Regions from separate parts of the Homo sapiens genome. Here region 2 is linked to region 1. The links are chromatin contacts, found by Hi-C or POLR2A ChIA-PET in ENCODE. All regions are on one chromosome and are shown on one strand. Each heading gives the region's core, a stretch centred on a gene start or an enhancer-like site at or near the end of the contact. The rest is flanking DNA. Distances are from core to core; before and after follow the strand shown.

What was found. A loop is a pair of places that touch in the nucleus more often than their neighbours do. ChIA-PET counts read pairs that join two places held with the same protein, here RNA polymerase II (POLR2A). Pooled maps may share reads with other maps.
Region 2: a loop to region 1 is called in a pooled map, with 2.3 times the contacts of the local background. The contact joins the promoter of GRAP2 here to the promoter of CBX6 in region 1. A Hi-C loop is called at or near these places in 2 of 50 pooled maps. POLR2A ChIA-PET finds 5 or more read pairs at or near these places in 2 of 52 experiments (B cell and activated CD4-positive, alpha-beta T cell).

Annotation. Positions count from the first base shown.
Region 1 is chr22:38,870,954-38,878,067 of GRCh38, forward strand. CBX6 (chromobox 6) reads right to left here and starts at 1,263. Exons shown (of 5, transcript NM_014292.5): 1 at 1,169-1,263; 2 at 949-992; 3 at 739-804; 4 at 527-593. The coding sequence starts at 1,237. RefSeq lists silencers at 885-934, 1,035-1,184, 1,215-1,474 and enhancers at 1,469-2,019, 2,020-2,569, 2,406-3,605, 3,422-3,601.
Region 2 is chr22:39,898,077-39,905,036 of GRCh38, forward strand. It overlaps GRAP2 (GRB2 related adaptor protein 2), which reads left to right and starts at 3,008. Exons shown (of 8, transcript NM_004810.4): 1 at 3,008-3,254.

The DNA.
Region 1 (7,114 bases), core at 13-2,512:
TAAAATGATTTGAGGTCAAATTCAAGTTGGATCCCCAAGAAAGGAGGGGAGCCATGAAGAACAAATCCTGAAAGACTGAACGGGGGAAGCTGGGGGCAGGGAGGCAGGTGGTCCCCCAAATCCTCTCCTTGTGCCCTGCCAGGAGGTGGGACCCCACTCACTCTCCCCCTGGGTTCCAACTCCCAGCACAGTCATAACAGCTCAAACAAATGCCCCCTTCCCATGGGCATCCCCCACCTGCCTCAGCCACCCCCTTTCCTGGAGCCCTAAAGGCATCCCCAGCCCCTGGTTTCAACAGGGAGGATTATCCCCAGTCCCAAAACCCTCTTGTTGAAGCTGATGCTGGCTGAGGCCTGCCATCAGGGGCTTCTGGGGGGGCTCACAACCACCCCCTGCCCAGCTGGGGCCCCTCTGAAAAGGCCGGCCCGCTTGGGCGGCCGCGTATCTGTCCCTCCCTTCCAGGCCCCGTGCTGTGCCGGGGCTGGGGGCCCGAGAGGGGGATGCTGCTGGGGCTGGGCCAGGTTACCTTCAGGAGGAAAGTTTTGGGTTTGGGTCCCCTCTTCTTGGGCCCATACAGCTCACGCTCCCTCTCCCTGCGGCCGAAAAACACCAGAGGTTAAAAAGAGCCCCTTCCCGGGCCCCACTCCGCGCTGCCCTCCCCGGCTCTCCCGCTTCCCCGCGCGGCGCCCCAGCCGAGCCTCGGCCTCGCAGCCCCTGCCAGCTTCCCCAACAACTCACTTTTGTTCGAAGGCTGCAATGAGCCGCGAGTCCAGGATGTTCTCCTCGGGCTCCCAAGTGCTGTACCTGCCGAGTCACAAACGCACAAAATCAGGATGAAGACCAGAGAGGGACAGGCACGCGGCGAGAGCAAGAGCGCGCACCCCCACCCCAGGCCCCGGTGCCCGCTGCCTCCCCTCCCGCGACGCCCCCGGACCCCGCGACACTCACTTGATCGCCCACCCCTTCCATTTCACCAGGTACTCGATGCGTCCCTGAAAAACAGAGGGGAGAAAAACGGGGGTGGGGGTGGGGAGGATGCGGGGACGCGAGGAGGCGGCGGCGCGGGGCTGGGCGAGGGAGCCGGGCTAGCGGGACCGCTTCGCCCCGAGGGCCCCCGGCCCCGGCCCCGGCTGCGGACAGCGGCGGCCCGCCCCGGGCGGCGGCTCACCTTTCGGATCCGCCGTTTGATGATGGATTCGGCCGCGAAGACCCGCTCGCCCACTGCAGACAGCTCCATCTTGCTCAGCGGCACCCACAGCCCATAATACTCCCTGCGCCCGCGGCCGGTGCGGCACCGCTCGCGCACGCGCCGCAGCGCCCAGGCCCCGGCGGGCGGGAGCGCGGCGGGGCGCGCGCTCGCGTTCCAGCTGCGGGCCGTCACGTGATCCTCGCGGCTGGCGCGCGGTTGCCAGGACCTCCCCCTCCCCCGGGGCGGTTGCTAGGGAAAGTCGGCGCTCGCGGGGCGGGGGCGCGCGCTGGCTCTTAAAGGGGCCGCGCGGGCGGAGGGAGCAATTGCCGGCCGACCCGATGGGTGCCCGGCTTGTGGGCACGCTGCGGCCTTACGCTTATCACCCCCCCTCACATCTTGCCGGCGCCCGATCGCTGACACCCTCTCCTTGCCTCTTAATCCCCACGCGAGTCTCGCCAGGCCCCGGGCGGAGAAGGGCTGTGGAGCCCGAGTCTCGCCGCCACCGCGCATCTCCCGCAGCAGCCTGCAAACAGTTAAATATGATGCAGCAGAAATGCAGTTGCTGTTGCCTTGCCAGGCCTTGCGGGAATTTCTTTAAAACATCGCCCCCCACCCATTATTTATGTATTCGTGGGAGGGTGGTTTTGTAACCAGTTCAGAAGAGTTAAAACAAAAACGCCACCGCAGGAAGGGGGTGTGCGGCGAATGGGGCCGAGGAAGGCCGGAGTGACCGTGGGCATCTGTCTGCGGCCGGGGTCTCGGGCGGCACCTGTCCTCGCCCAGGAGACCGGGGAGGATTCGGCGGGGCCGGTGTGGCAGTGGGGGAGGGAGAGGGACCGCGGGCAGGAACGGGCTCCCCGCACTCCGCCTTGGGCCCACAGCGGGTCATCATCTGGTCATTCGGCAGAAACCGCCTTCGCGGTCATATCTGTGTTTTCCGATTCCCAGCACCCCTCCCGGCCCCCCGACCTGGCCGCGTCCCTCTCCCCGCCCGCAGCTGCGCGAAGCTTCCGCCATTGCTCTGGGGAGCCCAGATCCCAGCTTCCCACTTGAGGAGGGGCGGGGGATCGAGCTGGGGCTGTCCAGGAACGGACACACAAAAAATAGCCCTGCCGCGCAAAACGCTCCACTTTTTAAATGTTGAAATTACTTGAACTTTATTTCCCATTATGTTAGTAGTCTTGTTCTTTGTAAAACAATTTTAAAAATACAGATAAAACAACTGTCCATAACCCCCATAAAACCATTGTTAACATCTTCACCAATCTTCCAGCCTCTGCTCTATGCGTACATAAACTCACGTACACCTATGTATGTATGTATATACATACACATACACATTGTCTGTAGATTTAATTTTTTAACAAAATGGGATCACGCTATTCACACTGTTCTGGAATCTGCTTTTCTCCCTTAATGCTATAAAGTGGACATCTTTCAGTGTCATTAAATACAGATTTCACCATCCTTCCAGTGACCACCTTGGGGCTGAGATGGGGTGGGGAGGAATGGGGATTGTGAAGAGTCAGGGTTGTGTCTTGCGAACATCAATGGCTCATTAGGAAAGATTTTTGCGTTTCTGTGCTACAATGCCAATTCTTGGGTTTCAAATCCACCATAGCAAAATGTTAGTCTTTTTCTCCCAGCAGATTTGTCCAATTATTACCTTGAGAGAAATCCCTCTCCTCACTTAAAATCAGTATGTTCCAGGGAAACAGCTATTTGCTGGCCAGCCCAAGGTGAGCTGCTGTGGTAAAAATAGAAATGTCCTCCTGGGAGATGTGGGTGGTGGTGGGTGAGCAGGTGAGAGGAGTGGGTATGACAGTGTGTGTGTGTTCAGGCTGACGGAGACAGGCGGGGGATGAAGCAGGTGAGTCCACTTGTTGATTCATTCAGCAGTGTTTGTGAGCCCTTGTGAAGCACCAGGCTTTGTGTGAAACCATCAGGAAACAAAGGTGCCCCAGGCTGAGGAGCTGTCAGTGGAGTGAGAACGGCACCTGTCACACAGTGTGACTAATGCTAGAATAAAGGTGTAGGAGTTTCGTGTTGCTGCTCTCACAAATTAACACAAGCTCAGTGGCTTAAAATGACTCACATTTGTTATCTGATGACTCTGGAGGCGGGAAGTCCCAAATCAGTGTTACTGGGCCCAAGTGAAGGTATCCTCAGGGCTGGTCCCTTTTTGGAGGGTCAAGGAGAGTATCTGTTCCGTGCCTCATCCAGCTTCCAAATGTTGCTGGCATTTCTTGGCTCATGGCTTCATCACTCAAATCTCTGTTTCCACGATCCCTTTGCTCACTTCCTGCTTCTTTCTTTCTTTTGTTTTTGTTTTTGAGATGGAGTCTTGCTCAGTCACCCAGGTGGGAGTGCAGTGGCACAATCTCGGCTCACTGCAACCTCTGCCTCCCGGTTTCAAACAATTCTCCCAGTCTCAGCCTCCCAAGTAGCTGGGATTACAGGCATGCGTCACCACACCCGGCTAATTTTTGTATTTAGTAGAGATGGGGGTTTCACCATGTTAGCCAGGCTGGTCTCGAACTCCTGACCTCAAGTAATCCACCCGCCTCAGCCTCCCAAAGTACTGGGATTACAGGCGTGAGCCACCGCACCTGGCTTCTGCCTCTTTCTTTTAACAACACTTGTGATTACATTGGGTCTGCCCAAATAATTGAGAATGATCTTTCCGTCTCAACCTCAACTTAATCAGATTTGCAAAGACCCTCTTACCATAGGGTAACATGGATGGTAAGTAAGGTATCCTATCCACAGGTTCTGGGGGCTAGGGGCTAGGACACGGACATCTTTCGGGGAGGCATTATAAGCCTGCCACAAGAGTCTGTACAGGATGTCTTGGGAGTGGACATAGGGGAGCAACCTACCACGTGGAGGTGAGGCTGTGAGGGCTTCTCAGAGGTGGAGACCTCTGATTTGGGGCCGGAAAGACAAATGGGAATTGGCCTACAAGTGAAGAATGGGAAGGGTGTCCCGGGTGGAGGTGTCAACTTGAACAAGCACATCAGAGCCTGAGAGTGTGTTTTGGGGATGGGAAAGAAGTCTGCTATGGCATGGGTTGGGGCAGTACGGCAAAGGATGGCAATGGAAAGATGGGTTGGACTGAACTTGGGAAGGGCCTTGAATGCTGGGTAGGTTTGGACTTTGTCTCAGGCAGTGGGAAGCGTGAGGGAGTTTTGAGTAGAGGAGGGATGTGATGAGATGAAGTGGGAATTCGGGCAGCCAGGCTTGGATCCCTTTTCTTTTGGTAATCGTGTGATGTTGTACAAGTCCTTTTCTACTCTCTGGATCTTAGTTTTTCAACTTCAAAAATGGGGGAGGAACTGGCCCTTTTTCATGCTCTATATTTTTTGGCAGGTGACTTTTTTTTTTTTTTTTTTTGAGGTGGAGTCTCCCTTTGTTGCCCAGGCTGGAGTGCAGTGGCGTGATCTTGGCTCACTACAACCTCCGCCTCCCAGGTTCAAGTGATTCTCCTGCCTTGGCCTCCTGAGTAGCTGGGACTATAGGCGCGCCACCTTGCCAGGCTAATTTTTGTATTTTTAGTAGAGACGGGGTTTCACTATGTTGGCCAGGCTGGTCTCAAACTCCTGACCTCGTGATCCGCCCGCCTTGGCCTCTCAAAGTGCTGGGATTACAGGCGTGAGCCACTGCGACAAGCTGCAGGTGACTCTTTTGAAAATCTGTTATTTCCAAGTCATTCCAAAATTTTGGAGAGATTTATGGACTTCTCACATGCTTTTCCCTTGTTTATGAGCACCTGGAGAAGATAGTCTCTATTCTATGAGAAAAAAATCCCCTCCACCTCTGACAGTCTATAGTTCTGAGGTTTGGTGTAACATCACAAAGGAAAAAAATTGATCTCTTAGCCTGTGTGAGTTGTTGCCCAGACAGAGGGCAAATCAGTTTCCTATGAAATTGTGAACCAAAACTATCTGAGACAAGTCTCAATCAATGTAGAAAGTTTATTTTGCCAAGGTTAAGGACGTGCCCGTGACATAGCCTCAGGAGGTCCTGATGACTTGTACCCAAAGTGATAGGGGTATAGCTTGGTTTTATACATTTTAGGGAGATATGAGACATCAATCAGTACATTTAAGATGTACATTGGTTCAGTCTGGAAAGGTGGGGCAACTCGAAGTGGGGGCTTCCAGGTGGTAGGTAGATAAGAGACAAAAGGTTGTATTATTTTGATTCTGATCAGCCTTTCACTGAGTACACAATTTACATGTGAGGAGGGTAGAGGAAGAGTCACTTATGCCTCAGTCTGTCTCAGTGAATCTGCATTTTTACATAAGCAACAGGCGGAGGAAGCAATCAGATATGCATTTGTCTCGGGTGGGAAGAGGGATGACTTTGAGTTCTGTCCTTGTCCCGCATCTGTTAAGATAAACTATCAATTTACATTGCCAAGGTGAAATTCAACAGAACTGTTTTAGGGTAAAGATGCTGAGGCCCACATGGAAATTCCTTGGGGGCAAACTCTGAAGGAGATATGTAGTTTTTTAATCTTTGTAACTATCTTATTTGGGGAAAAAATGGGAGCCAAGTTTGCCTGATGCAGTCCCCAGCTTGACTTAGTGATTTTTTGGGTTCAAATTTCAACCCCAAAAAAGGCAACAACTGTCTTTCTTTTTTTTTTCTTTTCTTTTTTTGAAATGGAGTCTCGCTCTGTCGCCCCGGCTGGAGTGCAGTGGCGCGATCTCGGCTCACTGCAAGCTCTGTCTCCTGGGTTCATGCCATTCTCCTGCCTCAGCCTCCCGAGTAGCTGGGACTACAGGTGCCCACCACCACACTCGGCTAATTTTTTGTATTTTTAGTAGAGACGGGGTTTCACTGTGTTAGCCAGGATGGTCTCGATCTTCTGACCTCGTGATCTGCCCGCCTCGGCCTCCCAAAGTGCTGGGATTACAGATGTGAGCCACCGCACCCGGCCAACAACTTTCTTTTTGGCTTAGTGATTTGGGGGTCCTGAGACTTACCTTCCTTTCACCAAAAAAACCTGTAGTACAGCAAACAAAAATTTAGTAGCTTAAAACACAAGAATCTATTATCTCTCATGATTCTGTGTTTGACGGGCACTTTGGATGGTTCTCTTTCCTGCTCTTGTATAGGGTAACTGGTGTGGCCACGGTCAGAGACAAGGCCAAGGCTTGATGTGTACATCTGGAGTCATAGTACTGGATGCTGGCTGGGCCTCTCTCTCCTCGTGGTCTCTCATCATTCATAGTCTACTTCAAGCTTGCTTATGTGGTTCCAGGAGTCACACAAGAAGGTGAGAGACACACAAAGCTTCTTAAGGTCTTGCCTTGGAACTTACACAACATTGCTCCCTCTGCATTCTGTTGGTCAAAGCAAGTCACAAGGTATGGTGAGCAGATTTCAAGGCCACTAAGGTTCCTGCCTCCCCCAACCCAGTGTACATGTCCTGTATAATCCCCTCCCTTTGAGCATGAGAGGGACCTAAGGAACGTGTTGGGATTTTGCTCCCATGATTAGGTTATATTGAAAAAACAGGCCGGGTGTGGTGGTTCCTGCCTGTAATTCCAGCACTTTGGGAGGCCGAGGTGGGTAGATCACCTGAGGTCGGGAGTTTGAGACCAGCCTGGCCGATATGATGAAACCCCATCTCTACTAAAAATACAAAAATTAACTGGGCGTGGTAGTGGACACCTGTAATCCCAGCTACTGGGGAAGCTGAGGCAGGAGAATCACTTGAACCTGGGAGACGGAGGTTGCAGTGAGCCAAGATTGTGCCACTGCACTCCAGCCTGGGCAACAGAGCAACACTCTGTCTCAAAAACAAACAAACAAGGTTTTGTAGACATAATTAAGGTCCTTTAAGTTGACTTTGACTTATTCAAAAGGGAGTTTATCTTGGTCTGACCTAATCAGGCGAGCTCTTTGAAAGACAAT
Region 2 (6,960 bases), core at 1,758-4,257, 1.0 Mb after region 1:
AACATGTCTCCACCTGAAGTCTTTGCACTTGCTAGTCCCTATACCTGCAAAAGCTATTTCCCCAGATGTCCATCCAGGAAGTACTGGCTTCTTCACTTTGTTCTAGACTTTGCTCAAATGTCCTTTGATTTCCCAACGTAAAATCGCAACCCCCATCTCAGCCACACTCCCTGTGGCTCTTGCATCATTTTATTTTTCTCCCTAACAGTAGGACCATCTGATGTACCTTCTGTTTCTCCCTTTACCAGAATGTAAGATCCAGGAGGGCAGAGATTATGTTTTGTTCACTGATAGTTTTCCAGCACCTAGAACAGGACTAACACAGAGTAGGTGTTCAAACTTTATTTATTGAATAAATGAAACGAGAATGTCTGAATGCACACTATTAAATAAGAAGTACATATTTTACCATAAAGTTAAATTGAGCATAATTATGGCAAGAAGTTCAGATATTGGCCAGGCGCAGTGGCTCATGCCTGTAATCCCAGCACTTTGGGGGGCCAAGGTGGGCAGATCACCTGAGGTCAGGAGTTCGAGACCAGCCTGACCAACATGGCGAAACCTCAGCTGTCCTAAAAATATACAAATTAGCTGGGTGTGGTGGCAGGTGCCTGCAATCCCAGCTACTCGGGAGGCTGAGGCAGGAGAATCATTTGAACTTAGGAGGTGGAGGTTGCAGTGAGCCAAGATTGCGTCACTGTACTCTAGCCTGGGCAACCGAGCGAGACTCAGTCTCCAAAAAACAAAATAAAACAAAAAACAAAACAAAACAGAAGTTCAGATATAAACAAATGACCCCTCAAAAGGAATTGATTAAAAAAATTTTAAACAAAGTATGGTTTAAAAAAGAAACTTCTCCACTGTGGCTAAGTCCATATTTCACATGTTACTGTATCCTCCTCATCTTGCTGCTATTTTTCTGAGTATCTCATGATAGTGAGTACTGAAATGCTGGCATTCTCACATTAGGGTCTTTATTCTTAGGATCTGCCTTTGCACTCGTTCAGTTACAGAGCTGTTATGAAATAAACCACTCAAGTGGCCTTGCTTCCCTCCCACTATGCTCTACATAACATGTCTGTCAATCAGTACTTACTACCAAAATAACTTGCCTTTGAGATTTTTCTGTTCTGCAATCTGTCCCATGCTTGTAAGGGGAAGGATTATATTCTGCTCCCTGGGGAGTAGTGCCTGGTGCAAAATTAGCTTCCTCATTAGGGTACAAGCTGAAAACACCATGATACTTTCCATGTAACACCATTCAACATTTTCCCTTCGCTCCCACTCCCCAACCATAGAATTTTAGGGACTCCTTTAACCATTTCAAAACCATCGACTTGGGAGCTATCAAAGAATAAGGACTGTAGCCAGAGGATTTCAGCATTTAAAAACTTGGCAATAGAGCTGTTCAGTGTAATGATCCAAGAAGGTCCTTAGAAGGCTGAATAATTCTGAGGTCAAGGTTGAGACGTTATTATTTTTAAAGTAGCAAGATGTTGTTATTTTTAAATTTTATCTTTATAATGTGGAAATAGCAGAGATCCTTTTCAGATATAACCAGGATTTAAGAAAATTTGACAAAGTTGCATTAATAAAAAGAAAGCCTGTTATTAAGGAGCTACAGGGCCGGGTGCGGTGGCTCATGCCTGTAATCCCAGCACTTTGGGAGGTTGAGGCGGGCGGATCATCTGAGTTCAGGAGTTCAAGACCAGCCTGGCCGACATGGTGAAACCCCATCTCTACTAAAAATACAAAAAAAATTAGCCAGGCATGGTGGCAGGTACCTGTAATCCCAGCTACTTGGGAGGCTGAAGCAAGAGAATCACTTGTACTCGGGAGACGGAGGTTGCAGTGAGCCAAGATCATGCCATTGCACTCCAGCCTGGGCAAGAAGAGTGAAACTCCGTCTCAAAAAAAAAAAGGAGTTATGGATAGAAAATTACTTCCTTTAACTCATTCGACAAATATTTACTGAGCATTTTCTGTCACCTTGACACTTTGCTGATTCTTCTTTTCTATTTCAATAAAAATGTTGGGCAATTATAACCAAGGAAAAGGTTTTAAGAAAGTAAATTTTAAGCAAGGTTTAGATATAAAGAAGCAAAGAGATGGAAAAGGATGCCGTTTCACATTGCAGAAAAAGTTTAAATTTTAGAACCCCAAATTGAATCTCTCCTTGACACTCTCCTCTTGGTATTCCAGGGATTAATGCTAGGAACATCCCAGTGAGCCAACATTTCCCTCCTCATCTTGGATCCAGTCCCCAAACTCTGAATGGTGCCACTTAGCAAGTAGCAATGTCTCTAATTTTCTGTAAAAGATGCAACGTTGGCAATCCATTTTCTAGCAAGAGCAAAGAGAAAGGAAGAGGCCTTCACAAGTTGCAGTTGATATAGGGGGAAGGGTGAGTGGTACATTTAAAGGTAAGAACTAAGGAAGTTGAAGGTAACAAAACTCAAGGTCAATGGAAAGTCTTAAATCCCAGAAAGCCTTCAGTCTAAGACTCAACAGAAATTGAAGTCCCAGAAATTGAAGGAACTGGTTCCACCTCATGCTGGACTGTGGCAAACCTGGGGTGAGAATGCATCCCAGCTCAGAATGTTTCTTCTTTTTTTGTCAAGAGTAATATTAGAGGCTGAGTGTATGAACAAAGCATCTTTCCTGGGATTTTAACATTGTGAGTGATCGAGGGTGCTCTTAAATAAGTTCCCCCAAGAAGCCCTAATGTTCCTCTGGATGCATGATTATACTAAGAGAATAAGAGTTTTCCTTAAGATCAGCTTGCTGATGGACCATATCAAGAACTATAAATTTTCTTATGTGAACACAAGTGTTCAGGGGGGATATTGTTAAAACTGAAACCAAGCATAAAGAAGCAAAAGTGTTTCAGTGAACCTCCTGCATTTTAGTTCAACTCTGGCAGCAAGAAAACAAAACCACATAATCTAAGGCTCACGCCCAACTCTCCGAAGCCCCATATGTGCTAGTTCCTGTGTGGTTTGCCTACAGACTGCAGGGCTGACTAGGGTTAGTTTGGAGGAGGGAGTAAGAGGTGGGGAGGAGGAGGCACAGTTAATGGATCTGTAAACTTGCACCCTCTTTCAGAGTGGTACATGGAAGACAGCACAAAGTGGATCCATACTCTGAAATGCAGTAACTCTGATGCTTGAATTTGTCTCCCTTCTTGCCAGAAAGGATTCTAATAACTCGGTGTCAAAGCCAAGACATAAACTCAACCCCTTCTCTTCCAAAAGGTATGTCATTATACAACATCTGTACATATACTCTAGAAACTTTGAACAGTTTTATAATTTGCAGAATGTTCTGTATGAGTTAATTAAAATGAATCTCACTAGTTCTCTAAATATTGCTTTTAAGTCCCATCAGCTAAGGTCTCTAAACCTTTTGCTGTGACAATGTTTGTGGTGATGGGATTTGACTTCTATCAAATGAACTGGGAGAACACTTGTTCCTTACCCAGTCCATAACACAAAAATCTCCACAAACTGGCTTCAGAAGCATCTCAGGGAAAGATTTTCGACCTTGGGATCATGGAGGTAAAATTCCACTTCACCATGGTCAGAATTTAATCCAAATTGGAAGGGATTGGAGGGGGTGGTAGAGGGCTGAGCAGTGATGAATGAACACTAGCACTCTGAGGTCAGGATTTCTCTCTTTGCTTGAATTTCTAGTTCTGTTCGCATTTTTGTTACCTGTACAAAGGACACCAGTTTTCATTCCTTTACGAAAAGAAAACTTTATGTTGAAGTGTATTTTGGAAGGGTATTGTCTCTCTTCGTACTAGCCGTTAGGCTCCATCCCTATGACTGTCTCTGGTTTAGGCGTCCAGTCTGAAGATAGCTGCTTTGTGTTCTTTGTCCCAACTCTTCCTGAACGTGAGGATTGAACATACCAACCAAAGGTTTCACTAATTTAAAATGTACTGTATTGCCCTGACAGGTATACTGTCAAAAAAAATTTACCGTATTTATCTACCTGGAATTAGGCCTTCTTAATAAAGTGTATGCAGCATAATTTGCACACTATTGAACATACACATCCCTAGATAAACTAGGAGTGGGAAGTGTTTTAGATCTAAACATCCAATGGGAAAAATTTCGTGTGTTCTCGTTATGTTATCTGAGGATGGGAAACTTCAGGTCGCAGAATCTTTTGTTCTATGCAGCAATGTTTGTCATAAACGGTTTAGTTCTTTAGTGGCTCCTTTTTGTTTCTTATTTTTGGTTTCGGAAAGAGTATTTAGCAGAAGTTACTCTCCTTTAACAATCCAGTATTTTATGTAAAACTTTATAGAATAATTTTATAGTGATTCTCTTTACAAAACCATCTGCTATTAAATAAGGAACACTGTGTAAATAGAGGACCACCTAAGTATATTTAATTTTCAAATACGAAAAAAATCTGACTCATACCCTTTTTTGTTTTTTTGTAAAAGAGAGGTGGCCCTATATTATTGAATAAAACTGCTTTTTTAGATTGAACTTGGAGTGTCTCCCATGTGGTAAACTGAAATCTTATTCTCCCCAAATTGTAATAGATTTTATCTTTTTAAAAATGACTTTACTGAAGCAGAGGAGAAGGAGATGATCAATCTATTCAATATGAAGAAATATCTCTGTTGCTAATACAATATCCTTTTGAATATCTCCCACATCTTAGGCCCTGGTGAAAATCCCTTTCAATTGTTCTGTCTACCTCGTAGGGATGTTGTAAGAATAAATGAGTTAACATAGATATGAAGTGCCTTAGGAAAAAGGCTCTATAAAAATGCAAGGCGATATCATGATTAGTTGTTTCTTTGACTCTTGATCATTTTCTTCCCACTTCTTATACAAAATGTCTCTCACTTATTTCCTGAAGCCATCTCTTTTAGAACTATTGCTTCCTAGAAGAGCTGAAAATGATCCTAGTTCCAACATATTTATTGATTCCCAGATAATAACACCCACTGGTGTTGATGACTGACAGGGTTCATGCCTAAGCTTGAGTAGAACTTGCCCTTTTTTCCTGGGTCAAGAAAAGTCTGCAATTGTTCGAAAATGTGTCAGTAAGTGTGATTCCATCACGATTTCTTAAATAAGTAACAGTTGCTGCTGGATAATCCTGGGGGCAGATGATTCATTTTTGTGCCCCTATCAAACAAACTCAAAACTTGTTAAAGAATCTTTATAAGTTGTTTGAATCAAACAATAGGGTCGCTAGGTCCCCATTTTGTCCATTTGAGGTATTTGCCCAGCATACCTTGGTCTGTAAAGAAATAGCACAGCCTTGGCTGGGCGCGGTGGCTCATGCTTATAATCCTAGCACTTTGGGAGGCCGAGGTGGGCAGATCTCCAAAAATAAATAATAATAATGATAATAACACAGCCTCATGAGTCTTTTTTTTTTTTTTTTTTTTGAGACAGGGTCTCACTCTGTCACTCAGGCTGGAGTACAGTGGCACAATCACAGCTCACTGCAGCCTCAACTACCCTGGGTTTAGTGATCCTCCCACCTCAGCCTCTCAAGTAGCTGAGACTACAGGTACACACCACCACACCTGGCTAATATTGTATTTTTAGTAGAGACAGGGTTTTGCCATGTTTCCCAGGCTGGTCTTGAACTCCTGAACTCAAGCGATTCGCCTGCCTCAGCCTCCCAAAGTGTTGGGATTACAGGTGTGAACCACTACACCTGGCCTGCCCTTTCTTTTCTCTTAAAAATTCTTAAGAAAGCATGGTCCTGTTTAACAAATAAGCATTTTACAAACATTTATCGATCAATTACTATATGCCAGGCCTGGCACTAGGCACCAAGTCCTCTTCAACAGTGTTAACATTAAGTTTCAATAAACTTGAGTCAGTAGGAATTCAGTAAATAATTTTTAAAGATTGTTTTCTTTTTAAATATGTATTTATAAACAAAAATTTTAGAGAATTAAAAGAAACTATCACGAAGTGCATGATGATAAAAGTCTTATATACTCTCCAAAGAAAATGTTAAGACATACCTTAAGGAGATAGTGAAGAACAGCCGGGCACAGTGGCTCACACCTGTAATCCCAGCACTTGGGCGGCCAAAGCAGGCAGATCATCTGAGGTCAGGAGTTGGAGACAAGCCTGGCCAACATGTTGAAACCCTGTCTCTACCAAAATACAAAAATTAGCCGGGCATGATGGCAGGCGCCTGTAATCCCAGCTACTTGGGAGACTGAGGCACGAGAATTGCTTGAACCCGGGAGGCAGATGTTTCAGCGAGCTGAGATCGTGCCACTGCACTCCAGCCTGGTCGACAGAGCAAGATCCTGTCTCAAAAAGAGGAAAAAAGAAAAGAAAAGAAAAGATAGTGAGAAAATAACTGAACATAAAACATAAAGAAAAGTTGAAATATTAGTACTCACTACCTAGGTTCAACAATTGCTAACTCTTTGCCGTATTTGCTCCATCTATACCTATTTCTTTCTGAATTACTTGTAAGTTGCAGATAAAATAATACTTCACTCCTAAATAATTCAGTACTCATCTAAGAATAAAGGCATTCCTCTATCTAACCACAATTCCATCATTAGGCCTAAGAGGATAAACAGTAAGTCCTTAATATCATCTGATAGCTAGTGCAGATTTAACCTTCCCCATTTGTCCCCCAAATGTCTTCTATACCATTTTTTAAAAAAAGAATCTAATTTTTAAAAATAAGAACATATTTTGCAGTTGGGTCTCATGCTTCTTTCTTCAACATTGGATGTTTTTAAAGATTACGCCAGTTCTCTTGTACCAGGTCCCACTTTCTGAATTCGTTGTTGCCTCATGGTTAATTTGTTCCTCTACCCACTTTATTTCTCATAAGCTCCAAGTTAGGACTAAAAGCATGATTTGATTTTGATTGAACGTTTTTTGCAAGGTGCCACTGGGTGCTCCATATTGCATCTTATCAGGAGGTACAGAATGCCAGGTTGTTCCA